6 separate regions of the Homo sapiens genome follow, and regions 1, 2, 3, 4 and 5 are each linked to region 6. A link is a loop called in an ENCODE intact Hi-C map of the cell type or tissue named here. Cell type or tissue: dorsolateral prefrontal cortex. All regions are shown on one strand. Links, peaks and the distances in the headings refer to the core of each region. The heading gives the core; the rest is flanking DNA.

The links. A loop is a pair of places that touch in the nucleus more often than their neighbours do. Peaks named below come from ENCODE experiments on the same cell type or tissue, not always from the same donor. Only the 100,000 strongest peaks of a DNase experiment are listed, where the experiment ranks them.
Region 1: a loop joins it to region 6, with 5 times the contacts of the local background. A loop is called at or near these places in 65 of 110 quality-filtered maps.
Region 2: a loop joins it to region 6, with 4 times the contacts of the local background. A loop is called at or near these places in 53 of 110 quality-filtered maps.
Region 3: a loop joins it to region 6, with 2.9 times the contacts of the local background. A loop is called at or near these places in 2 of 110 quality-filtered maps.
Region 4: a loop joins it to region 6, with 4 times the contacts of the local background. A loop is called at or near these places in 70 of 110 quality-filtered maps.
Region 5: it touches region 6 in a loop (2.5-fold over the local background); 13 of 110 quality-filtered maps call a loop at or near these places.

Annotation. Positions count from the first base shown.
Region 1 is chr6:37,703,399-37,708,302 of GRCh38, reverse strand. No RefSeq gene overlaps it. Among named protein-coding and RNA genes, the nearest start is that of MDGA1, 8.0 kb to the right of the region's middle. RefSeq lists a silencer at 2,468-2,727. In dorsolateral prefrontal cortex, for the core only: CTCF peaks have their summits at 2,496 and 2,696 (motif pointing left); DNase peaks (open chromatin) are centred at 2,402 and 2,682; H3K4me3 peaks cover 1,285 bases; H3K27ac peaks cover 1,854 bases.
Region 2 is chr6:38,031,779-38,036,682 of GRCh38, reverse strand. The region is part of intron 2 of ZFAND3 (zinc finger AN1-type containing 3); the gene reads right to left. Among named protein-coding and RNA genes, the nearest start is that of ZFAND3, 210 kb to the right of the region's middle. In dorsolateral prefrontal cortex, for the core only: a CTCF peak has its summit at 2,189 (motif pointing left); no DNase peak of the experiment used is centred there.
Region 3 is chr6:38,262,579-38,267,482 of GRCh38, reverse strand. The region is part of intron 8 of BTBD9 (BTB domain containing 9); the gene reads left to right. Among named protein-coding and RNA genes, the nearest start is that of BTBD9-AS1, 220 kb to the left of the region's middle. In dorsolateral prefrontal cortex, for the core only: no CTCF peak of the experiment used is centred there; no DNase peak of the experiment used is centred there; H3K27ac peaks cover 1,569 bases.
Region 4 is chr6:37,788,707-37,793,610 of GRCh38, reverse strand. No RefSeq gene overlaps it. Among named protein-coding and RNA genes, the nearest start is that of ZFAND3-DT, 28 kb to the left of the region's middle. RefSeq lists enhancers at 1,904-2,198, 1,924-2,218. In dorsolateral prefrontal cortex, for the core only: CTCF peaks have their summits at 1,775 and 1,984 (motif pointing left); a DNase peak (open chromatin) is centred at 2,020.
Region 5 is chr6:37,481,830-37,486,733 of GRCh38, reverse strand. CCDC167 (coiled-coil domain containing 167) reads left to right here. Exons shown (of 4, transcript NM_138493.3): 2 at 1,540-1,634; 3 at 1,872-1,924; 4 at 3,445-3,796. The coding sequence ends at 3,548. Among named protein-coding and RNA genes, the nearest start is that of CCDC167, 16 kb to the left of the region's middle. In dorsolateral prefrontal cortex, for the core only: CTCF peaks have their summits at 2,175 and 2,375 (motif pointing left); a DNase peak (open chromatin) is centred at 2,363.
Region 6 is chr6:38,492,192-38,497,095 of GRCh38, reverse strand. The region is part of intron 6 of BTBD9 (BTB domain containing 9); the gene reads left to right. Among named protein-coding and RNA genes, the nearest start is that of BTBD9-AS1, 13 kb to the right of the region's middle. In dorsolateral prefrontal cortex, for the core only: CTCF peaks have their summits at 2,766 and 2,965 (motif pointing right); DNase peaks (open chromatin) are centred at 975 and 2,955; H3K27ac peaks cover 2,316 bases.

The DNA.
Region 1 (4,904 bases), core at 409-4,408, 790 kb after region 6:
TGACCACAGGAGGACCCCGAAGACCCTCAGGGCCTCAGCACACAAACAACCCCATCTGGCACTGCAGGCCAGAGGAACACAGACAAAGGCCTCATCTCTGTCGCTTCCAGCTTGGGGAGGCCCCATCTCCCTTCTCCTTCCATTTTACTCTCCATCAGGAGACCTCCACCTCCTAAACCTAACTGAGTCGGGACATCCCTCTGCTTTGACGACAAACCCCAAAGCTACTTGAGGCAACCCACCCCGCCCCTGCAACCACCAAAAAAACCAACCAAACAAAAAACCCGACTCAGACTCTGGCTTCAGTTCTTTTCTTGGGATGGAAGATGGAAGGTCGTTATTCCAAGCGCAATGGGAAAACACAAAATAAAATTTCAGCATAGATCCTGGCTACACAACTCATGCCTGAACCTTAATTTAAGGCTTCTCAGGCCTCTCCTTGCCAGGTCAACCAAAGACAGAGAAGCACTTACGTGCCGGGGGAATAGGATGGAGTCAGGGCAGCCCTACCTTCCCCTTTGTAGAATGCGGGTTGGAGATGGGAGGTATTGAAGGGAAGCCCAGGAATTGGAGTCAGAGAGACTCGACATGTGGACCCAAAGTAGATGCTCAGTAAATTCCTCTCGTATGAATAAATCCAATCTTGGGCACAGTCCTTCACATCTCTGAGCCTTACCATCTTTATCTGAAAAATGGGCATCTACTCAGTCAACAACCATTTCTTGATTACCAGGCACCCTTTAAGCTATGCGGGATATAGCAGTGAACATGACAAAGATCCTCCCTGACAGAAGCTCCATTTTGTGGGTAAGACACAATAAACGGGTCATGTCATATCCGCTCTAGTAGGATGGGTTGGTACCCAGCCTCTGTCCCCTCATCCTAACTTCATTGCCCTCAGCTGACTTCTAATTGCCTCCCCACCGCAGCCTCCCAAGTGCTGAGATTACAGGCATGAGCCACTGCACCGGGCCCATCAGTTTCTTAATCTGTACAGTAAGGTTGATGAAACCTCATTTAACCACCTTACAACATTTTCGAGAGGGCCAAATTCGGAAGTCATTTATTGGCTGTAGTGATATCATTAGGTCATGTGGTGGAGAAAAAAGAATGAGGAGCCTCAGCTTCTGGCATTTAATTTGCTGTGTGGCTTTGAGGCAGTTCCTTAGTTTCTCTGGTCTTTAGCTACCCACTTTGTTAAATAAAGGACTGGCTTATGATTCCTAACAAAATAATAATGTTTAGTATGCTTACTATATGCCAGGCACTATGCCTAGCACATTTCATATACATTTTCTCATTTAATCCTTCTAACAGCCCTATGAGGTTGGCACTTTCTTGTTTTGAGACAGGGTCTCACTCTGTTGCCCAGGCTGGAATGCAGTGACTTGATCATGGTTCACTGCAGCCTTGACCTGCTCAAGGGATTCTCCTGCCTCAGCCTCCCACGTAGCTGGCACTACAGGTGCGTGCCACCATGCCTGGCTAGTTTTCTTAAATTTTTGATTCACAGAGATGAGGTGTCCTTATGTTGCCCAGGCTGGTCTTGAACTCCTGGGCTCAAGCAATCCTCCCACCTCAGGCTTCCAAGGTGCTGGGATTACAGGCATGAGGCACCATGCCTGGCCTTGCACCATTCTTATGGAACCTGAGATACAGAGAGGTTAGGTAACCGGCCATGGTCGCTCAGCTAGTAAGCAGTAGTGCTGGGATAAAAATTAAGGACTTCTGAGCACTGCTGTCCAATAAAACTCCTGTGATGAGGGTAATGTTGTATATCTTTGTTGTCCAACACGGTAACCACTAGTGTGACTGTGAGCACTTGAAATGTGGCCAGCGTGACTGAGAAACTGACATAAATATCTACCAGTAGCTATGCCTTGGCCAGCGCAGCTCTAGTGTGCCAGTTTTTGGCCCCACTTCTTCGTGAGACGCAGCACCAAGTAGTGGTGAAGAGTATAGACTCTGACTCTGGAGCCAGATTCTCTAGTTCGATTGAACACAACTTACTAGCTATCTGTGACTGAACCTCTCTGTTCCTCAGTTGCCCCTCTAAAATGAAGATGACAAAGGTGGTCATGAAAGCAAATGGCCTTTATTATGGGCATTTGATGCTTATGAATTGTAGCACGCTCCTTCAGATAAACCTTGGGTTAGAGGATGAAAAGGGGGACAGATGGGCAGGCCGGATCATCCTTTAGTGACTGAGTGGGCCGGTGCCTGGGGATTCCTTCCAAGCCCGTGCCAGGCATGGATCCCAAAGGCCCCCTGGGATGGTGGGCATGGAGGGTCCCCAAGGAGAGCCGGGAGAGCCACGTAATAAGACGAGTTAATCAAAAGGGCAGCGAGTCCCCAGGGCTCACAGCGCTCGTCTCACAGCGAGCATGCGCAGGAGAAGGCCCGATGGCTCCTTCCCCCGCCCCCGTCTCTCTCTGAACCATCCGCAGCGTGGCCTGCAGGAGTGGGGGCCAGAACAAGAGCGACCTGGAGGGTGAGGGGCCAAGACAGGAGTTGGCGGCGGGGGCTTGGGGGTGGGTTGGGAAGAGAAGGAGCGAGGGAAGTGAGGTACAGGGTAGGATGACCCGCCAGCTTGTCCTGGGGTCAGGTCAGACCCGAGGGCGTGGCAGCAGGGCCCCCACGTTGTACTGGGGGGGCGGAGGGGGCGGGCGCCATGTCTGTCGTATCCTATGTGAATGGCGCCCCCTGTAGTTTATGCCACGCAGCGGTCGCGGGTGTGCTGAACGCCTCCAAGTCCACGCCAGATTTCCCGCCCCCCACCCCCTTTTACGTGGATCAAAAAGAGCTAATGGCTAAAGGAAAAAGAATTGGCTGGGAGGGTTAAACAGAAAGGGAGCAAGGAGAGTCACGAGGCCTGTCCCTGGGGCCCGGCCCCGGCCCCTCCCCTTCCAATACCGCAGATTGGCCGCCCCTCCTCCCCTTCTCCTTTCTCCTCACACCCCAGCCGGGCTTTTCAGGCTGGAGAACATTTGATCCTGCTTCCCGCGGAGCTGCCGGGGAGAAAGTTAGAAAGACCAGCTCAGCGAAACTTGATGCGTTCCACTGGGGCTGCTGAGGCCTGGGAGCAGATGCCTGAGGACAGAGCCACCCTCAGCCTGGCAGAGCCCCCATGCCTCTAGGAACGCACCTGATTCAGACCTCTCCTCCCAGACAGCATCTCAGAAGGAAGCAGCAGTGGGGGTTGCTAACCCCCTGCCACTGTTTACACAGGGGTTTCCCAGAAACCCTGGGCCTCACCTGCCTGCTTCCCTTCCCCGAGAATCAGTTTTCCTTCAGCCTGTACATAACTCAAACATGTCTTCGATCTTCATTATTTGTATTTGTCCGTAATCTACATATTGTCTGGATAATTTGGGCCTCCGTTATCCTGGTAATTTAGGTCTTGCCCAAAGCCTACTTTTGTTTGAGTTAGTCAGTGTAACCAACTCAGCTCATTTTATTTTATTTTTATTTATTTTTTTGAGACAGGATCTCACTCTGTCACCCAGGCTGAGTGCAGTGGTGTGATCATGGCTCACTGCAGCCTTGACCTCCTGGGCTCAAGGGAACCTCCCATCTCAGCCTCCCAAGTAGCTGGGACCACAGGCGCATGACGCCATGCCTGGCTAATTTTCTGACTTTTTTTTTTTTTTTTTTTTTTTTTTTTAGAGATAAGGTTTTACTGTGTTGCCCAAGCTGGTCTCAAACTCCTGAACTCAAGCAGTCCTTCCACCTTGGCCTCCCAAAGTGTTGGGAACTCAGGCGTGAGCCACCACACCCTGCCACAGTTCATTTTAATGAGCATAAATCAAATAACTACTGTGTGCTCAGCTTGGCACTGGGTACTGTGAGCAGTCCAGACATGAGCAGGACACTCACTCTACCCTTGAGCTCACAGCACACATGGAAACAAAGCACAGAGAACGAATGCCCACTCTAAGCCTGGGGTGGAGGGGTGTCATTCATGAGGCCAGAGTAGCAGGTGGGGCCTTTGGAGAGGAGCTGATCTCTAGGTGCCCTGTAGTCTGCTTAGTCAGAGATACCTCCCTAGGGGAGGTCAGTGGAGTCAGATGGGGCTGGGACTTCTTGCTGGGGTGGAGCCTGGCTTCCAGAGAGAGGGTGCTCTTCCCTGTGGGTGCCAACGGCTGCATGCCAGCTTAACAGTATTTCCTTCAAACAGGCCTCTTTCCCAGGAGCCCAGAAAGACATTTGCATTAGGAGAAAATACCCAAGTAAAACACAGACTACTTCCCTTGGGTTTGGCTGAAATTTGGAAAGCTGCAGGCAACCAGGCTTGAAGAAAGGTTAGGGGCCAAGACGGGGGGATCACCTGAAGTCAGGAGTTCGAGACCAGCTTGGCCAACATGGTGAAACTCTGTCTCTATTAAAAATGCAATATATATACATATATATATTAGCCAGGCATGGTGGTGGGTGCCTGTAATCCCAGCTACTCAGGAGGCTAAATTTTTTTTTTTTTCAAGCCTGGTTGCCTGAGGTGGGAGGACCACTTGAGCCTGGGGATTTGAGGCTGCAGTGATCTCTGACTGCACCACTGCACTCCAGCCTGGACAACAGAGTGAGATCTTGTCTCAAAAACAAAAAAAACAAAAAAAACAAAATGTTCAGTAAGAGCCTAGAAATCAGAGTAACCAGCCAGTGCCTTCCTAGTTCTCCATCCTCTTCACTTTTACCCATGTAGTGAACACTTGGTTGCTGTTATAGTATATCTATCTGTCCCTAGATCTATAGCCTGGCTCCATTTGTATTCCAGGATCTGTAACCCTGTAATAGCAGTCTTCCCCCATCAGACTACGGGCCCTTAGGGCCAGGGCTGTCTCCTCTATCAGACTTGGGCTACCTGAGCGCAGGGCTGTGTCTTTAGCTGTTGGATGCCTCCAGCACAA
Region 2 (4,904 bases), core at 312-4,311, 460 kb after region 6:
GTGGATTATTTGTATAATCTCTTTATTGATAATCTCTACTTGATGAGTCTGTAATCATACCTCTTTTATATTTACTTATAATTACATTAATTTTGAAATGTATTTATAATTCGAAGTCTTGGTCTAAATCCAACATCTGGGCCCCCTCAAAGGCAATTTCTGTTTTCTGTTTTTATCCCCAGTAGGTGGTCACACTTTCTAGTTTTTCTGCATGAATTTCTGTTGAAAACTGGACATTTTAGATAATACAACCAAGTCTGGTTATGTACCCTCTATCCTCCTCTCCTATCCTATCCCTGTTCTGGTGTTGCTTGTTGTTTGTTTAGTGGCTTGGCTGGAATAATTCTGTGAAGCCTATTTACCCTGCAGTATGCAGCTTCTGATGTCCCTGCTCAGATTTTTTTCCTTGTTTTTATCTTTCAGCCTGGCTTCTTAGGGGTCACCCCTGGGTTCACATAAACTTCTTACTGGTCAAAGGTAGTGCTTAAGCTTCCTTAGCCAGTTAGATTTTCACCCTTTACTAATGAAAATATGTGGTGCTTGGAAACTGCTATCACATTTCAGGGAATATATTATTCTGTCCTGTCTTTAGCCAGGGAGAACAGACTCAAGAGTCTGGGAGAGAGGGGACCCTGAATTCTTGGCTGCACTCTCCTGGAGGAGACTTTCCATAACATGGAGCTGGGAGAGGTAATGGATGGAAGCTGGTTGTGGCTCAAATGCCACAAGGTCTCCAGTTCTTACTGAGATTTAGTAGACTTTATTGAAAGTATTTCTCCATTTGCTGTGTGCCCTTAGGACAATTTCCAGAGACTTTAAATGTTTTGCTTTAAATAATTTTAACTAAATGGCCTTTTCACCTAGAAGGTCAACCAAGCTCCACACACCAGCATTCTAGAAATTCCCACCCTAAACAATTTCTAGAAAATTAAAACATGGATATGAGATAGAATCTGCACCTTTCCTAGATTAGTGGTGTTTGCTGAGTTCTTGAATGACTCAATACTGCTTACACAACAGTTCATATTACAGAAAAAGAAAAGGCAGGAATTTGTATTAAGTACAATAAGAGAATTACATTAATGAGGATCTCCCATATGCTAATTAAGCAACCTAAGTTTACTATTTCGTCAGTGTCTAAATATAAACAATATTGATAACTCAGAACATGGGTACCTAAGAAAACAAATCACCCTCTCTCCCTTTTTGAGGATTATTTTTAAGACTTTCAAAGCTAAAATACACAATTATTATATATGTATTATCTTGGTTGCTTAGAAACCGTGAGACACGTCCTGAATAAGCAAAATTAGAGCAGCATAAGGAGGGAACCCTTTGTTAAAAAGAAGTTTAGAGAAAAATGCCTTGGCTATGATAATATATTTTGAAAATGAGACTGCAAAGTAAAGAAACATAATAGAAGATTCGGGATGTCACATGTGAAGATATTTTCTTAAGCAAAATACTTTTAAGTATTTCTTACTGCTCTCGAGTTACACACTTCAGCTATAGTTCACCAAGGAAAAAGAACTTTAATGCATGTATAAAACTTCCATAATCCCATGCATCAAAAAAGCCACCAAGAAAGAAAAGCAGGCCTATATTTATGAACCCCGAAAGCTCAACAGGAAATCAACTTTACACTAGGCCCAGGAAGTGTAAAAACTTAAATTTCCAGTAAACTGTGACTATTTAACAGCACAAATTAGAAGCAAGACAACCATCAACAATCCTATACATGTAATAGGAACCTTCTTATGTGCTGCTATTTCCATACTTAGAAAAAATAAAAATAAAAATAAAACCCTTTTTGGGAAGTGGTATGAGAACAATTGTATGTATCAAATTAAAAGTCAAATTTGAAGTATTAATCAAAAAGGCCTATGGGAAAATAAATACCATTCAATGAACAAGCTACAATTCCTGCTGAGGACTCAACTTAATTCCTCTTTTGTCTAGATCAACTTTTTAAAATGCCTAGAAGTCCCTATTTGGGGAGAAGATCCATTATCAGCTTTTGACAAAGAATCTTTTTTTCTTCCCCTTTTTAAAATATTAATTTTGAAGCCACACTGGAAAAAATGATCTTGTTTATTTTTAGTTACATTGGTCAAGAATCTTTCAAAAGATACTGCATATTTTTCAAGACAAGCCAGCAAACACATGATGTGCTCCCTCTGCTGGCTTTGCAGTAGTTCTTTCTTAGATGCTCCTTATATCTTGAACTGGAAATGCAAATACTTTTTTCCTAATAAAATAACTATCAAAGGGTGATACATCCCAGTATAATATATCAGGCGGCTTTTCAGTAAAGCAGGTTTAGCAACAGTATATTAGGCCAACCCCAATGGACTTTATCCTTTCTTATTCTGCATTATTTTCTTGCATTTTAACATCTCCATTTCTTGCATGGGTTGGAGTAGAGGTGGAGAAGGTAAAAGCTTCATACAAAGAGAAAAGGAAGAGACTAGTTTGCCCCACTAAATAAAAACACTGTAGATGCAATCTGGCACATTTAAGTTCACACAAAAGATGAAACTGAATGTAAAACATAATAGGCTTTTCTTAAAAAGCTGAGGAAATCACTGTTTAAGAAGCCCAACATTGTACTACCACTTTTTTTCAGATCCCTAAATGGACAAAAGGTTAGAAAATCAATGCACAAGCTAGAAAATATTTTTTCATTAGAAGTCTTTTTAAATTCTAGAATTTTAAGTCATTTGTAAAATAAAATTTATTTTGAAACAGTAAGTACCCTTTTAAACAAAGCTTTAACTCTGCTTGTTTAAATAAGCTATTAATTTTAATTATTTTGCCAAGTGCCATTAAATAAATGTCACAAGAGTTGTCATAGAGATACCCTGTGATTGACTGACTGACTGAGCTATCCCTGAAAGCTTTCAGAGAGAACATGAAAATCTACCTGCTTCTTGGCTATCAGTAAAACAAAAGATAGAAGGAGTTTCAATTCAAGGCACAGTTGCTAATTATGTAACAAGTACAGTCAATTATAGGCACTGACATAGAAAACTGTGGATTGGCATGTAAAATTCAGTACAAATAGAGAAATGAGTAAATGGAAAGGTGAATAATCTTTTCAGACACAGCTGAATTACTGCTTTAAACTACTAGCTGTCACACACATGCTGTTCTAATTACCTGGTTAAAGCAGCCTGCAGGCCATTCCTTGTGAACCCCTGTCTTAAAATGAGGTGACGAGGGGAAGGTTGCAATAAATATAAGTTCTATTAACTAGGTCAAACAAGTGGCTGGTGCAATGACATCAACTCTAGCTAGAGAAACATTTCAACTTGATTTACACAGAGAAAGGCAAAATTTCCTTTTTTAAAAAAATAATGAAGATTGGAAAAGCTGGATTAATATTTTCCAGCCTATTCCTGAATACAACATCCCTTCTCATTATAGATGAGAGTCTATATTATATGATGTTTAGTTTCTAGAGAGAGTAAACTAAATCCAACCCCTTTCTGATCTTCTTACAGGTCTAAATAAATTATTTCAAACAGCTCTCAGGAATTTAGCTCTTGGATAAGAGTTTACTTGCAGCCATTTTGGTTAATGTGTTTAAATTTTTCAGCTAGCAGGCTTCCATTTTTTTTCAGTAAGTTTCTCACTGCCTTCCTAAAGGATACAGCTTTAGCCCACAAAGTAACTATGACAGCCTTTGTATTAGCATTCCGGGGAGGCAATCAAGGCTTGGGTCTTATACAGAGTAGCAACATGGACTCTGCATAGTACATTCATACACACAAAACCAAAACTTATCTTTACATTTTAGTTCCTAGATTTGAATAAATAATAATAATTCAATTTCAAACACACCACTCAAATCAATGAAATGCTAATTATAAGCAAAGAAGTTTTCTACGTTCATGGTAAGATAAGACATGGCATCTACTGTGCAGGCACAACTTCAGCTAAATAAAGTTCAGGGACTCTTTTGTGCTTTGCTTGATCACCATTCCCCTCCACAGTTATTAGATAATCAACTCCTCCCAGCTGCTCTTAATGTTAGCTTTTAATAAAGAGATGAAGATATTTATCAAATGCCCTTTGAAAACAATTAGACCTCTACCTTTCCCAAGAGTTCTTCAGTACATTTTAAGTAAAGTAGGTGCTCAGAGTTTTATTCTCTTTTGGGTAATGAGGTCCATGTCTTCCTATAATCTGCTCTGACACTAAAGACACTTCCTATCACAGCTCCATGACCACTGAGCAGAGTTCAAATGACATTTCTGATACAACTTAACTGTCTCAAAGACTTGACAAAAATGTTCTCCACAAAATTATTTCTATTGGTGAAACTTTCAAACAACTGACATATTCAATGATAAAATAGTTAAATTATAATACGTCCTTTTAGCCTAGGATTATACCATTAAGAACATTTTCAAATATTATCTTTGCTATAAAATATAAATCTTGTAACTATTATATTGATTATATTACAGTAATCTATAATAGTATTACTAGCACTCTTATAGTAACATAGATAAATGCTCATAATACATTAAAAAATGCAGCATACAGGCCAGGCATGGTGGCTCACGCTTGTAATTCCAGAACTTTGGGAGGTTGAGGAGGGAGGATCACTTGAGCACAGGAGTTAGAGACCAGCCTGGGTAACATGACCCAGACCTCATCTATACTAAAAATCCAAAAATTAACTGGGCATGGTGCCATACCCCTGTAGTCCCAGCTACTTGGGAGGCTGAGGCGGGAAGATCACTTGGGTCCAGGAGATTGAGGCTGCAGTGAGCTATGATGACACCACTGCAAGGACCTGGGTGATACAGCAAGACCCTGGGACAGCGTGGGGCGGGGGGGGAGGGGCAGAATATGAAACTGTAAGTTGGAGTCTACATATGCATAACAAAGGAGAT
Region 3 (4,904 bases), core at 286-4,285, 230 kb after region 6:
GGGAACCTGGAGCCAAGGTGACTCTACTCCCCTACCTGTTGGATGAAGGCCCACACTGGGGCCTTTTGTTTCACAGGAGTCATAAATGTTAAGTAAAAATCCAAGAATTCTTAACACTCAGCTGTAGATTAGTACATTTTGAGCTCTTTAATGTGTCTGTCTGTTCTTATCGCCCTCCTAATAATTTCATAGAATTGAGGACAGAGAACAGAAAAGCTCACACAAATGCATATTGCCTTCAGCTATTAACAGAAGAAACTGATTCTGGCCTTTTACATTCACAACAGCCCGTAATAGCCTTCCTAGCAAATGAAGCTAAAAGCCAGCTGGACCTGATGCCTGGGAGCTAAGCCCTATCGTCTGGGCAGGACCTCGGCATTTCTGCCTCTCACACATCCTTTTCTGATCCTGCCGGTGAACCAAATCAGGCTGATCTCACTGATTGTATATATTCATCAAGAGGAGGAAGCTGCTGGGATCAAGGCAGATGGCCTTGCTGGAGAGGGGAATTGGTGATGCCAAATTTAAACACGGGGGAAGATCCGTAAAAGCTGCATACCTGCCTAGTGTGTCACTGCCCAAAAGGTCTGTAACATATTGTGACTTCACCTTTTAAAATATCATAAGACCATTTGAGGGGTTCCCAATATTTTTGATGCCAACATTTTGCTTAAGGAAGGGGCTGTATTAGAGTCACTTTCCAAAATATAAGAATGCTTTTCTTCTCAAGGGCTGTTTGGCCTGGACAAATTTTTATCATATTTCCACATTGAAAGCATAAAATGAGATAATTTTCTTTTTCTTCTTTCTTTCTTTCTTTCTTTCTTTCTTTCTTTCTTTCTTTCTTTCTTTCTTTCTTTCTTTCTTTCTTTCTTTCCTTTCTTTCCTTTCTTTCCTTTCTTTCTTGTTGAGACTGAGTTTTGCTCTTGTCGCCCAGGCTGGAATGCAATGGCACAATCTCGGCTCCCTGCAACCCCCTTCTCTCGGGTCCAAGTGATTCTCCTGCCTCAGCCTCCTGAGTAACTGGGATTACAGGTGCACGCTGCCACGCCCGGCTAATTTTTGTATTTTTAATAGAGATGGGGTTTCCCCATGTTGCCCAGGCTGGTCTTGAACTCCTGACCTCGGGTGATCCACCCACCTCAGCCTCCTAAAGTGCTGGGATTACAGGTGTGAGCCACCGTGCCTGGCTGAGAATTTTCATTAAATTGGACTGTGTAGTATGAAGTCTAGATCATAAGCCTGGGGCAAAATTTATTTGTTAAAAGAAAAAAAAGAGTTTGTCAAGTGATTAAATAATCTGTAAAAGATTGCTTGGGCAGTGTTTAGCCCATGTAAGAAAATTAACCAGGAAACTTAGGAAAATAGATTTGCGTTGAAAGCAGGAAATGTGCTGATTATAAATTGTTTTTTTTCCAAATGTGATAATGTATGCAAAAACATTTTGAAACTAGTGAGGACTGTGTGAATGTGAGGTGGGACTATGATTAATTGTTCACCATTCATTCCACACTCAGTATCTAATGAATATTGCAGCTGCAGCCATGTATTTGGTAATGTGGTGTTAGCTTTTATGTTATCACCTAAAACTTGAAGTTAAAAACTTAATCTTTCTAAGAAGTGAAAAGATGGTCTTAGTTAGCTGTTAAAAGTTGGTTGTTTTAGCCAGGTGTGGTAGCTCACGCCTGTAAGCCCAGCACTGTGGGAGGCTGAGGCAGGCAGGTCGCTTGAGCCCAGGAGTTTGAGACCTATCTGGGCAACATGGCAAATCACCTTCTCTACAAAAAAATACAAAAAATTAGCCAGGCCTGGTGGCGAGTGCCTGTAGTCTCAGCTACTTGGGAGGCTGAGGTGGGAGGATCACTTGAGCCCGGGAGGTGGAGGTTGCAGTGAGCAGAGGTTGCAGTAAGCCAAGATTACGCCACTGAACTCCAGCCTGGGCAACAGATTGAGACCCTGTCTTAAAAAAAAAAAAAAAAAAAGATTGGTAGTTTTGTATTGTCTCCAAGTTTTGGAAAGTTTTGCCCCATCCAGCTTTCCACAGTTATATCCTCCAGGCATATTCTCCATTGATATTTTTCCACTTTCAGATAACATACCTAGATTATACTATATTTCTCATGGTATGTGGGCTTTAAATAAATAAATAAATAATTATACTATATCAAATATAAGATTTCATGAGAAAGAAAATCCCTCCTTAAATATCCCCCTTTCTCAATGAGCCAGCCTACACAGTGGAGCCAAAATGTATACTTGCCACCTCCTCACATTTTTGTAATCCTGGACTTCAGTTGACTAAACACAGAAACTACATATGCCACACACCCGAGAGCTTCTGCTTGCCTTTTCTCTGGCTACCTGCAAGAGAATATTGTTAATCAGTGCCATCGTTTCTTCCCCTTTTAGAGAAATCACCCTCCACGTCCCAGATATGAGAGATTAAACATTATGAGACAGTAGGTAGACTCTCTGATGTCCTTTGACTAATGCATTTCCCCAGAATCCATTCCATCTGATGAGCAGCCAGTTTTTCCCTCCTCCTGCTATTAGGAGACTGGTGTTCCCTTTGCCCTGAAAGGTCGTGGCCCATTCAGAGGCAGGCCTCTGCAGTGGCAACACCTCAGGGGTTCTCATGTCTGGAATCTGCAGGGCAGCCGCCTGGTCTACTTCACACACTTTTAAGAAAACATGGTTACTGGGCTCTAGGCTCCCGCTGAGAATCTCATTTTGGACTCAGCGTCCTCCAGCAGCTCTTCTCAGCTGGACCTTGCTCCCCACCTGAGGGTGAAGCCACGTCATCGAACCCTGTGACAGCTGACGATAAGGAGCCCTCTCATCTTTGGGAAAGTCCCTCTTTCTCACCGGCAGAGTTGTTTCTCTGAAGCTGTATTAATTCCTTCTGGAAGCTGTTACAGGCTCCCTCCTGCCCCTCAGTAGCAGAGATTAGAATAGGGACCCTAATGTGTTGTTTGTCTTTCTGCTTCTCATCCAGAGGAGCAGGAACTGGACTTTTCCGAATTAGGTGAAAGTGCTGAAGTTTCCCTTTGTCACCACAACTCCTTACCTCTCTCCCTCACCTTTACAGCTGCCGCATCTGTTCTTTGCATCATGACCTCCAGTCTCTCTCTGTTCTGAACATTAGTCTACCATCTCTGATCCCACTTACCTCCTCAGAAGCCTACAGGTGGTCATTACTTTTCCTGGCCCTTCGTTCTCTGACCCTGGCCTGTATCCTCCTTGTCACTGTTGGCCCTGCTTCCCCAGTGCCACCGCTGAGGAGAGTTATAAACTACACTGATTGTTCCATCTTTGCAAGGCTCTCTCCCTGCAGCTCCACTGATGCCACTGAGCCCACTCCAAAGCCTGTTTTGCCTTGCCACCGTACACCACAGTCTTACCGCTCTCCGTTTCTACATAGAATCCTCTTTCATAATTGAACGAAAAGATTGCCATCATAAGGGAGGTTTCCCACCACCCCTGCTCTTTACCTCGTTGTCTCTCTGGTCCTGTAGCCATCACGGTATCATTGCTATCCTCACTGCCATAACATCTACTCTTATTGCGTACCTTTTCTGTCCAGTGCACTCCACCAGGAGCTTATCTTTGGCCCTTTTAGTTCCAAGTAACAGAAACCAAGTAAAGATAGGTTAAGCCGCAAATGGTAACTTTATTTAAGTGATTAGAAGATTTCTCACGGAATACTAGAGGAGAAACTCGGAGGGCCCTAGTAGGTTTTGAAACCAGACATTGGAATCTGTCGGGACCCCAGGTAGCCCTCCCTGGACTGCACAGCCTGTGGTCTCTGCTTCTCACTGCAGGTATCTTTCTTTGCTTCTGTATGCCTGTGATCAAAGAGACTCACCCCAGAATGCCTGTATTTTCATCATCTCATTTTAAGTGAACAGGGCACGTTAGGCTGGAATCTCACATAATTCTAAATTTTTGAGAAAGGAAATCTGATTAGCCCAGCATGGATTGGGCAGCTTCCAAGTCCAGAGGATAAACTGAGCTCAGGAATCTCCCATGTCCACCTTGAGGTTGTGCTGGAAAGAGTTGTCAAAGACAGGAGTTACTGTGTAATGTACAGACATACCAAAAAAACCTCTGCATATGCTATAACAGAATATTAAATGTTAGAACTGGAAGAGTGCTGAGAAGCCATCAAATCTCGACATTTAATGTCACAAAGGATGAAACCAAAGTATAAGTAAAGTGACTTGCCTAATGTTACTGAGTAGTTATTCAGTAAATATTTTTTGAATTGTTGAATGGAAGACAATTATTTCTGAAGAACTTAAAGGATCTTTACCAAAGAATATACTGTATACATTTTTGAGATCAGGAGTATCTTTCACTTTAACTGAAAGATTAGGAATGGATTTGATCATAAGTTATTGCACTGTCACTAATATCCTGGTTGCTGATCTTCCTTTAGTTGGTTTTCACCCAAATGAGAAAATTTAGCAACAGTGGCATTATGGTCCCAGGCCTTCCAGTGGAATTTCCCACAAATGATGGACAGTTAGAAACAGGCAAAACAGGCCCTTGCTTCTGGTCTAAAAGGCACCAATTCAGTGGAGAAGCTGTTGACCTCAACTGTTATACTTCAGCCATTGTTCACAATCTGGCACAGTATTAATCCCTTAAGAAAAGGATGAAAAAAGTGCCATTCAGCACAACATAGTTTGTCATCGCATGCATAATGTAGACTTTCCAATTAAAATGCTACAATTTGGAAACTTTCTTCACAGACTGATGAGAGAGCAACTATTTTAAAGACTGGAAACCTCAGTCCACTGGGTTTGCATTGAGTCACTTCTGACTCAAGCCACAAAGAAAAGAGTTTTGAAAACATATTCGCTATTGAATTTTGTATCAAAATACCAGCAAGGAGAGCAATT
Region 4 (4,904 bases), core at 452-4,451, 700 kb after region 6:
TCTTTGCCACAGATAGGTTAGGTAACCTAGCTAAGGCCACACAGTGGAGAATTCGCCAAAGCTGGGACTCAAGCCCATCTCTATGAGACACTTCTAATCAAAAGGATAGGGCAAGGTATTTACAACTTTTTAAAGAGAGGGTAGAGTATGCTAGGAGTTGGAGATAGGAGAGTTCTGAGGTCAAGATCAACAGGAACTTGTGCATCAAAATGCACATACTGAGTCAGGTCCCACAGGGGTGGATTATCTCTCCTTGAGGGGCTGGCAAATACGCGTGATGTCACTAGTTGTAGAGGAAGAGGTTGGGGTAAGTCTCCTAGAAGGACTTAGGTCACTTCTTGGGCAACAGCTTCAAGAGGCAGAATCCTGTAGCCCGGGTTCAGCCAGGCCCCCAGGGAGGACCTGGGAGGGAGCATAGTTTCCTCGTGACAAGACAGTTTGCAGCAGCACTCCAAGGTGGCCCAGTGCTGGGCTATGGAGAGGGCTTATCAGCTGCGAATAGGAAACTGCTGCATTTCGCTCCTAGAATTTAGCCTCAATCACTTCTTCAGTAAAGGCTTTCAGGCTTAACCCTTTGGGATTGGGCAGGGTTCTGTTCTCCTGAGGGGACCCTCCAGTCAAGGGGAGGCACTCTGGCACCAGCAGGGACAAGAAGCAGAGAGCCAGGGAGGGTGTAGCCTAGGCCAGCAGAGGCAAAAGCATTTCCTGCCTAAAGCTGGGTGCAATGAGAAGTGTGGGTGCTGAAGATCGAGGGTGCAAGGATGCGCAGATGATGCTGGACAGCTGCTGAATGGGAAGTCTTGGTTCCAGCAGTCTTACATCCTCTTTCAAGTTCTCCCACCACCCTCTGCCTCCAAAAGCATTAACAGTAGTATTTCTAGCTATGTGGCTTTGGGCACAGCAGTTTATCGTGAGCATCAGTATCCATCTGTACATATCTGAGCCTCAGTATCCTCATCTATGTAATGGGCAAAAATACTATTTTGAGGTAGGAATACAGGTTACCTACAGGGCAGCCTTGACTGGGGCAAAGCATAGGGGATGCTGGAAATGCTCTGTATCTTGATGTGGAGGGCGGTTACACAGGTGTACATACATTTAAAGATTCATCCGGCTGTATGTGCACTTAAGATAAGGGCACTTTACTAACATGTAAGTTATAGCCCAATATAAAAGTTAACAAATAGGCCAGGCGCAGTGGCTCATGCCTGTAATCCCAGCACTTTGGGAGGCCGAGATGGGTGGATCACCTGAGGTTAGGAGTTCGAGACCAGCCTGGCCAACATGGTGAAACCCCATCTCTACTAAAAATACAAAAAAAAAAAAAAAAAAAAAAAAAGAAATAGCCATATGTGGTGGCAGATGCCTGTAATTCCAGCTACTTGGGAGGCTGAAACAGAAGAATCACTTGAACCTGGGAGGTGGAGGTTGCAGTGAGCTGAGATCACGCCATTGCACCCCAGCCTGGGCGACAAGAGTGAAACTCCATCTCAAAAAAAAAAAAAAAAAAAAAGTTAACAAACAGAAAAGATGCCCCTCATTCTCAAGTCCATCCTAAAAGGTGATTGTGAGGGCTACAGGGTTGGTGAGAGCGAAACATTTCGCACAGGGCCTGCCTGGCACCGCAGTGTTCTCTCATCCCCTATCTGCACCTGGGATGGATCTGCAAGATGTAATCTCAAGAAAACTAGTTGCCCTAAGTCCTCCGGGCGAACAAAACTGGAGTATGGCTAACTACCAGGGAGATTTCTCTGACACACAAATTAAGGTATAAACACAAATGAGGGATGAGACGTCCTGGTTTTAGGCAGGAGAGGTATCATCATTTCTGTTTTGGAATTAGCTGAGGCACAGAGGGTGGCCAGGGTGTAGGAGGCCCAGGAAGTCAGGCCCCTGACTCCCAGTCCAGTGCTCTTCCCAGAACTGGAGTCGCCCAGATGGCCAGGATGTCAGGCCTGGCTCCCCCCGCCCCCATGTGGCCAGCCTGGGAACTCTCCAGTTGCAGTGCTGCCAGGACTGCCTGTGCACAGATGGGCGAGACAGGCTGCCCCTCCTCCCTGTAACTCTGCACTCGATGACAACATGACAACTCAGTAATGAGTCATCCCAAAGAATGAATGAGCTGGAGAACAAACCCCGCCTTCTGGAGGCGGGGGCAGGAATCCCAGAGTGGCTCCCCTGCCTGGCTGCTGCATATTCTTTGCAAACTTGCTTGTCCAGCCCCTGGGTCTACAGGAGAACAGGGATGGCAGTGTTATCTCCCAGGTGCCCTGGCTGACCTCTTGATCCAGCCACTATGCCCAGCCCCCAGAGCCTCTACATTTGATAGTCCCAGCGAGACTTCCATTCCTTGACCAAATGGTTCCCCTACCCTCCCTTAGGCACCTGCTCCCAAGTCCTCTTTCTCTTTCCAGCAGCCCCTTTCTCCCTGCTCCCTGACATGTACTCTCTAACTCAACCTGATTGTCTACTGGGCCCAAACCCTCCTGGCTGAGGTGAGAGCCTGTCAGCGGATCATTCATTACTGATACCCAGCAACCCCATTGTCCCCAAGCTGGTTTCTCCATCCCAATAAATCCCACTTGGTAGCCAGTCTAAATCAAGGCTTGAAAGCAATCTTAGTGTGAATTTCTGGATCTATTTGTTCACTTATCCATTCAAACCTTCAATAAGCATGTATTGAGTGGCCCCTGTATGCCAGGCATTATGGGGGATACTAGAGGTATAAAGACACAAAGCATTGTCATAGTCCCTAATTTGGCACCCCAAACTGTTCCTTTTTACTCTTTCCTCCTTCCCTTCAAAAGCTCTGTTTCTGAGTTTTTCAGCTTACTAGCTATGTGACCTTGAGCAGAAAACAAACAAGAAAAAGAAACCATTATTATAGACACCAAGTGCTATGCAAGGTGATTTACATCTGTTATTTAATTCTCCTGACAACACTGCGAGGTAAATATTATTATCCCCATTTTTCTAGGTGAGGGAATGGAGGGTCAGAGAACTTAGTTAAACTTGTCTGAGACCACACAGTTAACAGCTGGCAGAGCCATGGTTTGAACCCAGGTCACTCCACCTCCCCAAACCCGTTTCCTCATCTGTAAACTAAATCTGTGCCATACATAAAATCCAGGCTAGGTACAGGCTAGCGGGTTTAGAAACCCTTTCTGCTTTTCCCCACCCCTAGGTTCATGGCGAAGACCTTGGTCAGGGCTTCAGCTGTGCCATGCATGGCATGAAGACCCAAGACTGTATTTGGAGGCTTCTAGGGCCCGTCCAGGGGGTCCTGAGGCTGTCCTCTTCTCCCACAGATACGTTCATGATGTAGTGTTGTAGTAATCTCATCCCAGCATGGCACAACCCAGTGGAAGGAGGTGGAAATGGTATGTTGCCATTTATTTTAAAAGTCAGAAATGTGTCTCAAAATAATGAATTATTCAAAAGACAGGTACAAGGATGCTCACAGCAGCTTCATTAAGAATAGCTAACAAGGCCGGGCATGGTGGCTCATGCCTGTAATCCCAGCACTTTGGGAGGCCGAGGTGAGTTGATCACCTGAGGTCAGGAGTTTGAGACCAGCCTGGCCAACATGGTGAAACCCCATCTCTATTAAAACTACAAAAAATTAGCCAGACATGGTGGCAGGCACCTGTAATCCCAGCTACTTGAGAGGCTGAGGCAGGAGAATCACTTGAACCCAGGAGGTGGAGGTTGCAGTGAGCCAAGATCATGCCACTGCACTCCAGCCTGGGCAACAGAGTGAGACTCTGTCTCCAAAAAAAAAAAAAAAGAAAAAGAATAGCTAACGAATGGAGACAACACAAGTGTCCACCAACAAGAAGTTAAATAAATAAACTGTGATTGGGCCAGGCACAGTGGCTCATACCTATAATCCCGGCACTTTGGGAGGCTGAGGCAGGTGGATTGCTTGAGCCCAGGAGTTTCCGACCAGCCTGGGCAACATAGTAAAACCCCATCCCTACAATTTTTTTTTTTTTTTGAGATGGAGTCTCACTCTGTTGCCCAGCCTGGAGTGCAGTGGCATGATCTTGGTTCACTGCAACCTCTGCCTCCCGGGTTCAAGCGATTCTCCTGCCTCAGCCTCCCAAGTAGCTAGGATTACAGGAGCGTGCCACCACGCCTGGCTAATTTTTGTATTTTTAGTAGAGATGGGGTTTCACCATGTTGGCCAGGCTGGTCTCTAACTACTGACCTCAGGTAATCTGCCCCCCTTGGCCTCCCAAAGTGCTGGGATTACAGGCGTGAGCCAGTGCGCCTGGCCTACAAATTTTTTTCTTTTTAAATTAGCCGGGTGAGGTGGCATGCACCTATAGTCCTAGCTACTTGGGAGGCTGAGGTGGGAAGATCATTTGAGGTCGAAGCTGCAATGACCTATGGTTGTGCCACTGCCCTCCAGCCTGGGTAACAGAGCAAGACCCCATCTCAAAAAAAAAAAAAATCAAAATTAAAAAGTTGTGATACATACATGTATATATATTTATACAATGAAGCACTACTCAGTAATGAAAATAATTCCTATAACCACATGCAACAACATGGATGAATCCCACAGACGTGATATTGAATAAAAGTAACCAGGCACAACAAAATCACATACAGTGTGATTCCATTTATATGAAGTCCAAGAAGAGACCATATTAATTTATGGCAATAGAAATCATAACTGTGGCTACCTTTTGGGGGGTGTTGACTAGGAAGGGGCATATACATTTTGAGGAGCTGGAAATGTGGAAATGTTCTCTATCTTGATCTGGGTGATGGTTACATGAAAGTACACACATGTAAAAACTAATTGAGCTGTACCGTTGAGCCTTATGCACTTTACTGCATATATGTTATATATCAAGAAAAAAAATAATGGTAATGTTTCCCAGGGTGTTACATGT
Region 5 (4,904 bases), core at 399-4,398, 1.0 Mb after region 6:
TCTCCTGGCTGGGTCTGTTTCCCAGGACAGCCCTCCTTTTGGGTGCCCAGTAGCAGAGAAACGACACAATTAACCAGGCAATTAACTCAAGGCTCTGTGGTCGCTCTCTCCCACAGGGCCCTGCTTATGGGGCTGGAGGTGGCCATGGTGGGGCTGCAGGGCAGGGGGTGGATGGTGTGTCATTGCCAGGCCTCCCTCGGGAAGAAGGAAAAGTGGCTGACATGGAAGTGGCTGAGATGGGTGTTGGCCGTGGAGAGAGACAGAAGGCCCAGAGACTTGGAATGCAACTCTCCTGACACTCAGCCCCAGAATGCCTGCTACCCTCTAACCAGCCATTGTGGGAGGCAGGGATCTTACCTGCAGTCATTGATTACTAACCCTGCAGGGGCTAACTCCAGAAGCGAATGGGGCAGAGAACTGGCTGAGACTGATAAGGAGAGGGGTGCCCCACCCTGACTTCTCAGAAAGTCATTCCATTTGGGGGACCCCCATTCTTCCATTCGTGAAATGGAGGTCTTATTTGCCATGTCTCCTAGGGAAGTGGTGAGAATGAGTGAAGTCAGAGATGGGAAATGGAGCATTATGGGGCTCCGAGGTACTATTCAGTCAGCTGCTGGGAGGGTCACAGAGCCCCCTGAACCCTTCCACCCACTGACACCCAGGCTCGCCCCAGCCAGAGAGGTGGCCAGCTAAACACCTGGAGACTGAGTCAGACACAGGGAGATGGACTTTCAATGCCAAAACCCAGGTTTGGACAACCCAGTCCAGTATGTTATTAAACATTTCTCCACAACTCAAGTATTTCCCCAAGAACACTTCTCTGAAACTCTAATCAAACAAATGGAAAAAACAGATACCTTAACTATTTTGCTACCTTGATGGTAGGTAAAGTTTTTGCTTAAGAACCAAGTCAGAGAGGAAGAAAGGTGTTTTTGAGCATTTTTCTCAGTAATTTTTGATTCTCACAGAAAAATGTATATTTTTACAACTTGGACTACTAAGTTATTAAGATGAAGTATGTCAATGAGAAAAACACCTCTGTGTTGCCCCTAGATGTCTAATCACCCGGCCCCACACGTGTGGAGTGTTTGGAAGCCAGTTTCTTCACAGCATCTCCGCCACTCTAGGATACGCCCGTGGGGCAGGTGCATGCCGTGTTCAGGGTTCTGGTTGCTCCTGTTGTGCGCCCAACTGGGGCATCGTGCTGGGGAGACAACAGACCAAGGGGCTGCTCCTCTCCACCCCCAACCTGTGCTTGGCCCAGAGGGCTGGGACAGCTGTGAGACCCTGGGCAACACCCACTACTGTTTACAGTGTGGCTCAGGCCACTGTCCTGTGCAGTTCAGAGCTGAACCACGTGGAGGCAGAGGACAGCAAAACAAAGACACTCCAGGGAAGACAGGCCTGGGTGCCCTGCCCTGCCAAAACGAATGGGGGGAACACCTGTCCAAGAAGACTCCCGGAGGCCCTGCTTCCCAGTCCCAGTGTTTTGAGAGCTAGAAGCCTCGGCAGCCCACCTCTCTGTGGCCTTTGTTTCAGATCGATGGGCTAGAGGAGAAGCTGTCCCAGTGTCGGAGAGACCTGGAGGCCGTGAACTCCAGACTCCACAGCCGGGAGCTGAGCCCAGAGGCCAGGTAATGCTCCTGCCCAGCCACCCCACCCTTCCCCATCAGGCCCCCACCCCCTGTATCTATCCTGGGTCCCCCAAAGTAGGCCTGAGGCAGAGGGTTTGGGTCCCTGACATCTTAGCTTCAGTGCACACCCCCCCTGCCGCCGAACAAGACCCAAGCCCTGCCAACTGGCATGCCAGCTGCCCCTCGGGTGGGGAAAAGGAAAAGGGTTTGGTCCATGAAGCTCCTTTCCCCTCACAGGAGGTCCCTGGAGAAGGAGAAAAACAGCCTAATGAACAAAGCCTCCAACTACGGTAAGAAAGTTCCTTTCAGTTACCAGCCCCAGCCTCCAGTCCCCAGAACCAGGAAGGGTCAGAAGCCCAAGGGGCCTGACAAGGCAGCAGGGAGCAAGGGGGTTCTTTGGGAGGGAACCAGCCCCCAGAGGCTGCAGACACCCCTGCTAGGTCCAGCAGCCTGCGGGAGAGCAGGTTTGTTGCTTTGTTCTAAGGGAGGATGAGACCGCCTGTGGGTCTGTCTGCTCTTTGGGATGAAGGGATGTGGCCGTGGCCAGGTCTAGGAGACAATCATTCACCTAGACATCGGAAGTCTGCTCTCCCCACGCCCCAGCCCACCCCACCCCAACCCACCACACCCTCCCAGGAAAACCATGCAGTGGGAAGTGAGGGGTGAAGGAAGCCGAACCTCCCACTTGGGTACGGCAAGGGCTCCTGTGGGTGGAGCGATGCCGCCACCTTCTGGGCGCTGGGGGCAGAGGCAGGTAGAGGCCAGGCCCGGCGGGGCGCCAGAGGGCGGCTGGCAGGCTGGTGGGCTCCCTGCTAAAGGCTGGGGAGGACCACGGTCTATAGGTGCTCCTCAGACTTGTCGGTTCTGTTCTCCCCTGGGGGACCAGGCCTGGCCATGAATCAGCCCCAGGAAGGTTCTAATGGCAAGGAGTCCCCCAGAAGCGCTGGTCTGATGAATGCCGTAGGCACAGTGCACACCTACCAGCCCTGCCTGGAGTTCAGCATGTCTGGGCCGGTGCACCCTGGGCCCTGGACTCAGTCTGGCCTGCCCAGAGCAGCTCTGCAGGTGTCTCTTCCCACTGCCCAGCACAGACAGGGATGGGACATTAGTTTCCCTTCAAGTTTAGCGGTTTTCACACAAAACCACACCACCACTCAATTTAGCCCTCACAGAGTACCCCCTACCTGCGTGTCACCTGGAGGGGATACTTTGATACAAGTGTGGCCATAGAGCAGCAGGACTGATTTCCTCTAGAGTCAAGACCAGCTGCCTCATGGACACAAACTGCATCTTAGCGTCCCTAGATTCTGCTCAACCAGGCACCCGGCAGAGGGCAGGGACTCAGGAAACACGTGGCCCCACCTAGCACCTCCTCCACTGTCAGGCCCAAGGAGGCCCCAGGTGCCCTCAGTTTCTGGTTGGCGGATGAGATGCCTTGAAGGATGAGCACCACAGCCAACCCCATGACAGGCAAGCAGACTCACCTGGCGGTCACACCACCTCCTAGCTTGGCTTTCAGGTGTGGCATTTTTGGTGACTCCTCACCCACCTCACCCTCAACCTCAACCACATTTAAAGAGCCATAGTTGAGCAGCACTGGGCGTTGGGACTTTATCAGGCTGGCTCTATAGCCAAAAGGGTGTCAGGATTTGGGCAGATTAAGAAGGGCAGAGTCATTTTTATGGGTAAGGAGGTGGCTGGAAGGGTGCGTCTTTGCCCTCAGCAGTGTGTACCCACTCGTTGGAGAGGCAGAGCAGAACAGACGGGCCTAAACTGCCTGTCCTATCCCTATCACCCTCTTTCCTCCCAGAGAAGGAACTGAAGTTTCTTCGGCAAGAGAACCGGAAGAACATGCTGCTCTCTGTGGCCATCTTTATCCTCCTGACGCTCGTCTATGCCTACTGGACCATGTGAGCCTGGCACTTCCCCACAACCAGCACAGGCTTCCACTTGGCCCCTTGATCAGGATCAAGCAGGCACTTCAAGCCTCAATAGGACCAAGGTGCTGGGGTGTTCCCCTCCCAACCTAGTGTTCAAGCATGGCTTCCTGGCGGCCCAGGCCTTGCCTCCCTGGCCTGCTGGGGGGTTCCGGGTCTCCAGAAGGACATGGTGCTGGTCCCTCCCTTAGCCCAAGGGAGAGGCAATAAAGAACACAAAGCTGTTCCCGTCTGCTGAGTAAATGTCATGGTCTGACTAGCGGAGGGTGGACGGTGGGGGCAGGAAGAGGCAGCAGCAGCAGAGGCGGCACTCAGGAATCAAGGAAGAAGAGATGTTCAAGGGAAAGCTCTGGATTACAATTCAGAATAGAGGAGAAGGCCCCCAGCTCGAGTGGGAAGGAGACAGTGGGAAGCACTTTCCAAGCCAAATAGTGGGAGTTACTTCCAGGGCTCGGGCACTGCTGGGGTTGAGCAGCAGACATTGTGCCACCTGTCCATCCCCCCACCACACACTGTCATGCCCTCCAGTCAGTGCCATTGCTTGTAATTATGGCAGAAAAAAATGCAGTCTGTGCAGCGAAGGGCGGCTTGGGGACTTGAAGTGGTCATGTGGCGATCCCAGGGGAGTGCGGAGTTAATCCATCTTCGACAGGCAGGCAAGGCTGGGGAGGCTGTGAGTGGGCAGGAAGAGTCATGGTAATGACCAGACAGACTTACGGTGACAGTGGCCAGTAAATCAGGTAGGGTTTGTAGTGAGAAGTAGGGGTGGGGCTGATCAGAGGGGGAGTTGTGGCAGGAGCAGCAAACTCAGACATCTCCCTTACCCTTCCACCCCCCAACTCTAAAACTCCTAGCTTTGGAATAAGGAGGGGAGCAGGTGGGAGGCTACAGCAAGGCAGAACAGAGGAAGGGCGTGGATGGCCGAGATGAAACCAGTTAAGTAGGAAAAACAAGGGATGGGGTTGCCCAGGGAACTAAGGCCATACACAAAGGACTCTTGGGGCCAAAGTGAGGAAGTCCAGCAAAGTGAAGGCGGACTTTGGGGGGCAACCAGCACCAGGGCGATGACTAACTGGTGGAGAAACCAGCCGGGAACAGAGAGGGAGGTGCCTGCAGCATCTGCATCCCCCACCCCCAAGCACAGTCCCGTGCAGGCAGAACCAGCCCTCCTTGGAGGGGAGGCAGGCTAGGGTCAGTGAAACCATCTATCTCTCCCTCCCTCTTTCGCCCAAGTCTAGTGACACTAATTGGTCTGACGCCTCTGTTATTTTAGTCACACAGACTGATCCTGGATTGTCACAGTGCCACCATGGAGTGAGCTGTGTGATTTATG
Region 6 (4,904 bases), core at 552-4,551:
TTTGCTTGCTAGATGGTCATAGTTCTGTATTGTGGCATTTGTCTTTTGAGAAAAAGGTATTTCCCATGTTGATAAGGGGGCATGCTGGTACCTTTGCTTCCCTGCTTGAAAGTTTTCACCTTCAGGGTGGATCTTGGTGAGAGCATGTGGCTAGGCCCTGGCTACTTTGCTGTCTGCCACCAGCTCTCTTAAGCTTTTAGGGCATTGTTTTAGACACTAACGTAGCAAGGGAAGGCATGATGGCTGTTGCCACTAGTAAGTCATAGGGTACTTGGCAAGCTGGCAAAAGCTAGAAGCCTCATTCATTTGCATTTTAATTGGAATGACCATTAGCCAAAAGCCCGAATTTTTAAAATTGTCCATTGAGTCCTTTTTCCCTTTACCCTCTCATTTTCCTGAAGCTGATTTCCATCTCTCTCTCTCTTTTTTTTTTTTTTTTTAAGAGACAGGGTCTTGCTCTGTCACCCAGGCTGCAGTGCAGTGCAGTGGTGTGATCATGTCCTGCTGCAGCCTCAACCTCCTGGGCTAAAGCAGTCCTCCTGCCCCAGCCTCCTGAGTGGTTGGGACTACATGTGTGTGCCACCGTGCCCAGCTAATTTAATTTAATTTTTTTTTTGTAGTGACAGAGTCTCCCTGTGTTACTCAGGCTGGTCTTGAACTCCTGGGCTCAAGCAGCCCTCTCACCTCAGCCTCCCAAAGTACTATGGTTACAGGTGTGAACCACTGCGCCTGGCTGATTTGCATCTTTAGAAAAATGTGTTTCTCAACATTTAAAAACTCATGTCTCTTTGATAAACTTACAAATCTTACATCTCCTTTAATATTATTTAAAATATTATAAAAAGTAAGAATTGTAATAAAAGAAGGCAGTGACAGCCTGAGAAGGATGCCCTTTCTTTCCTTCAGTCGTGTGAGTCATGTGTGAAAGTGGGGCTGGCTTGCTTGCCCCAAGTGTTTTTCCTGTTCTTGCCAGTGACAGAGCACAGAGGAGGTCACTTTCACATCAGGCCTCTTCAGCTGCTTTGTTTTCACGGTCACAACGGGCAGAAAGCCTGCTTTGCAAATGTTGTGTATTTTATTATAATTTTGAAAATGCTTTTTTAGATGACACATGTGCCCATCTCTTCTCTCCAAAGGATTCTGATATGACTCCCATACCATTTCTTACCACCTCACTGCTCTTAATACTTAAACATGAAGAAAGAGACAGAAGAAAGTAATTAAGATGGGATAAGTAAGACATTCTTATTCATGAGCATATTCTGTCTGTCATCATCCCCACGGGGCTGTTATTGCACCTCCTCTTCATTGTTATACCCCCGCCCCCCCGCCCAGATGCACCTGCACGGTCATTTGAGCCCTGTCCTCCAGTCATACTTGGATAAGAGGAAGCCAGCCTCACTGGTTCCATCACAGTTCTAACTGCTGTATAGAGTTCTGTGGTGCCTTAAGTAATACGATTATGTATAGAAAAGCTGGGTGCAACCAGTAGCACATGAAGCACATAACAAATGCCAATTCTGTTCCTTTTCCTCCCCTTTCCAGAATTCAGTGTGTTTGCTTCCAGAACCATCTTTGGGTCTTCTAATGTATAATAAAGAAGGACAGGTTTTTCATAGATGAAATTTTGAGTGGGTTTTATTGATTCACCCATGTGACTCCATACCTGCTAACTCTGGTTCCAGTCCTCCTTCTGGTGAAAATAGGTCTTCTGCATTCTTTTGTTGGTAAGAATAGATGGAGAAGAGAACTAACATTCTTTGAAGATCTCCCGTGTGAGTTTCAGGCAGTCAGGCTTAGTTATTTCATTTGCATCATTACAATGAATCCTCACCACATTCCCATGAGATGGGAACAATTATCTTCATTTCATAGATGAAGAAACGAAACACAGAGATGTTATTTGCCTGTTTTGATCTGTAGCGGTGGAAACAAGATGCAAGGCCACAGCCATTGTTCTTGACATTATATAGAGTTGCTTTGTCGGTTTCGGTGAAAGGTATGATTCTTTAAAACATGCTTAAACTTTTCTATTCTTTGGGTAGGCAGAAAAGGGAAAAAATAGCTAGTTATTATTATCCTTTTGATAGCAAACTCCCTCATGCTACCTAGTAACTATTTGGTATAGGATCCGGGGCAATGCTTGTATGCCCCCAGATGCCTTGCAGTATTTATTTGGCAGACCAAGAATATTATAAGTGTTTACTCTATGGCAGTAGTTATTAAAAGTGGAATTATGATCTCTTTTCATTGTGAGAAATCAATGTCTTTTCAAGAATAGGAGTATTTTAGATTGGCCTAAGGGAGCTTTTCTGGTAATCTGCAAAGGTAACCAAAGGGTTATCTTTTCCTACTTCCACAGAAAAATATTTGGATCCATTTTAATAGGAGTTGTAATAGTGAAAGAATGTGCATACAGTGAAATCTTTTATACTGTTATTTAAAAACAGAAATGTTCACATATAGAAAAAATGAGTAAAAGATATGCTTACAACTTTGAACTCACCATATGTACTCATCATGATGTATATCAGGCAAAATAGAGTTCCATAATTTGTATAATCTTACTCTGGAGTTTGGATTTTAACACTTAAGAATTCATTACTACTACTCTAGTGCTGGCATTCGCCATTATCTGAGGCGTATAGAGAATTCCCTCTCATTGCAGTTGTCTGTGTCCACATTAGGTTTGTTTTGTTTCGCTTTGATTTCTTTTTTACTTTTCAGAATATTTCTGAGGGAAAACAAATCAGATTTGAATAGAAGAATTTTAATTTGGTGAGGGAAATTTGGCAATAGAAAAATGGTTTGATATTGAAAATATGTGCTGAGATAAACAATTATATTAAAAGAGAAAAGAAAAAGGAGCTAATGTTACCAGCTTAACACCATTCAACATGAAAAGATTTGCTACTGAACTTTGTCCTTTGAAACTGCATTTTGAAATTTGGCCACTGGAGGGCGCTGTGCTACTGCAAACCACTTATTCAAGTCAGAAGTCATCGAATCTCTTCATTTTTTCTTCTCAGTAAAAAGATAAAGGATTTATATTCTTGTAATGCCAAATCAGTTCATACTTAACATTCAGCCTTTAGCTGTGGAAACTTGTTTGAATGACAGTAATGGCTTCATTTCAAGTTATCGAAATGTTTAATGCTGTGTAATTTACTCAAATGTGTGTAATCCTTTATTTAACTAGATGAAAATAATATACTGTTAACATTGGTTTTTAGCATTAATTAATGTGACTAATTAAAGTTAAAAACGCTAAAACCAATTTCCCTGTTTTGTTGCATGATGAGACTGTAGAGTTTTCCTCTGGCCCAGACTGGTTTGGGTTCAGTGCTCATCTCCCCACAGCTAGCTCCATCCCCACACGTATCCCTGATGTTTTTGTAGTTAATTTGATTTCAGTGTACCAAAGGCTACTCTTGGTAGCAAAACTGACTAACTATAGATCCTTTTCCTCCTAAAACCTGTCTTCGCAATGACAGGAATCTCCTAACATCACTTTATTATTCCAAAATGAATGTAGCAATGATTGAAATCACTAAATTACTACCAGCACTTAAACAGAGAGAAAAAAGAACAAAGCATGTGCTGAGATCACTAGTCCTGGCAAATAGGAGATGAGTGAGACCTCATTTTCCTCAGGAAAAGGGAGAACCTCAGTATTCCTCCCAAAGACCCCGTCAGCACAAATATTGTTGCCATCCACTATCAATAATAAGGAAAAACAAAACTAAAAGCCCCTGCTGTTTACAAAGTCTTAGTCTGGTCTTGGAAATTGGGTATAAGTCAAAACCAGGTAACACGTTTCTGGCCGCCTGCATCTACTGCTGTGATGTGTTACATTAAAACTACCTATTACAGTTCTGTGTTTGTAGGCATAAATAATTCTTTCTCATTAAACATTGCTCCTCCAGGGTTTCAGAGAAAGGAACGTTTTTACCCAGTGTAATTGTTGATAAATATCCTTTATTCAAAGTAATCGGTAGGTTATAGCACACTTTCTTATTATTTTAAAACTCATGGAATTTTTGTATGTAAGTTGAAAAATTTTTTTCTTTTTTGCTTTAATGAGTAGTATTGAATGGACAATTTTTTAAGGGTTAAAAATGCAGAAGTATCTTATTTTTAGATCGAATTCTAGATTAGAATTGTCTAGGTTTAAAGAACAGCTATAAACATAATTTGCCAACTCCTTCACATAGTATTTTATATCATCATGTAATTTTTTTATGCAGTGGTACTGTTTATTTTGTGAATAAAATCTTAAATCGAAAGTGTACATTTAATTTAGAGCAAAATGCAACTTTATTATTAGCATATTGACAGTTTTTTGGTTTATCAACACTTTAAGAAAAGAATTGATATGCTATTTGTGCCACATTATAATTTTCCTTACCATAAAATGTCAATATTATACATACACACAAAATAGTTCTCTTAGTTGATTAAAACAAATAATTGAAATAAAAAATTATGTTTATTCTTACATGTATGCCATGTAGCACTTTAAGGAGATGAGTTTATGAAATTCATGAATGAGAGGATGATGTAAGTTTAAAAATCATTATTTTAGTTGCTTTATTCTTCTATTTTAAATTCATAAATAACACAGGTGGCCTGTATTTTGAAAAGAGCCCTTTCCTCCATTTGAACTTTATAAACACTGAGGCAGTAGGTGTAAATATTATCTCCATTTTATATTGAAGGAAATGGGGCCATAGGAAGATGAAAATTACTTTCCCAAGATCATAGAAATAGCATGGGCTAAAGCTAGGGCTGAGCTTCAGTTACCTGCTCCTGGTCAGTGTTCCTTCCTGCACATCTCCCTCCTTTAAAAACTTAGGGTGCAGTCCTGAAGGGGTGCTGTTGAACCCTGAATGGAGACTGTGAAC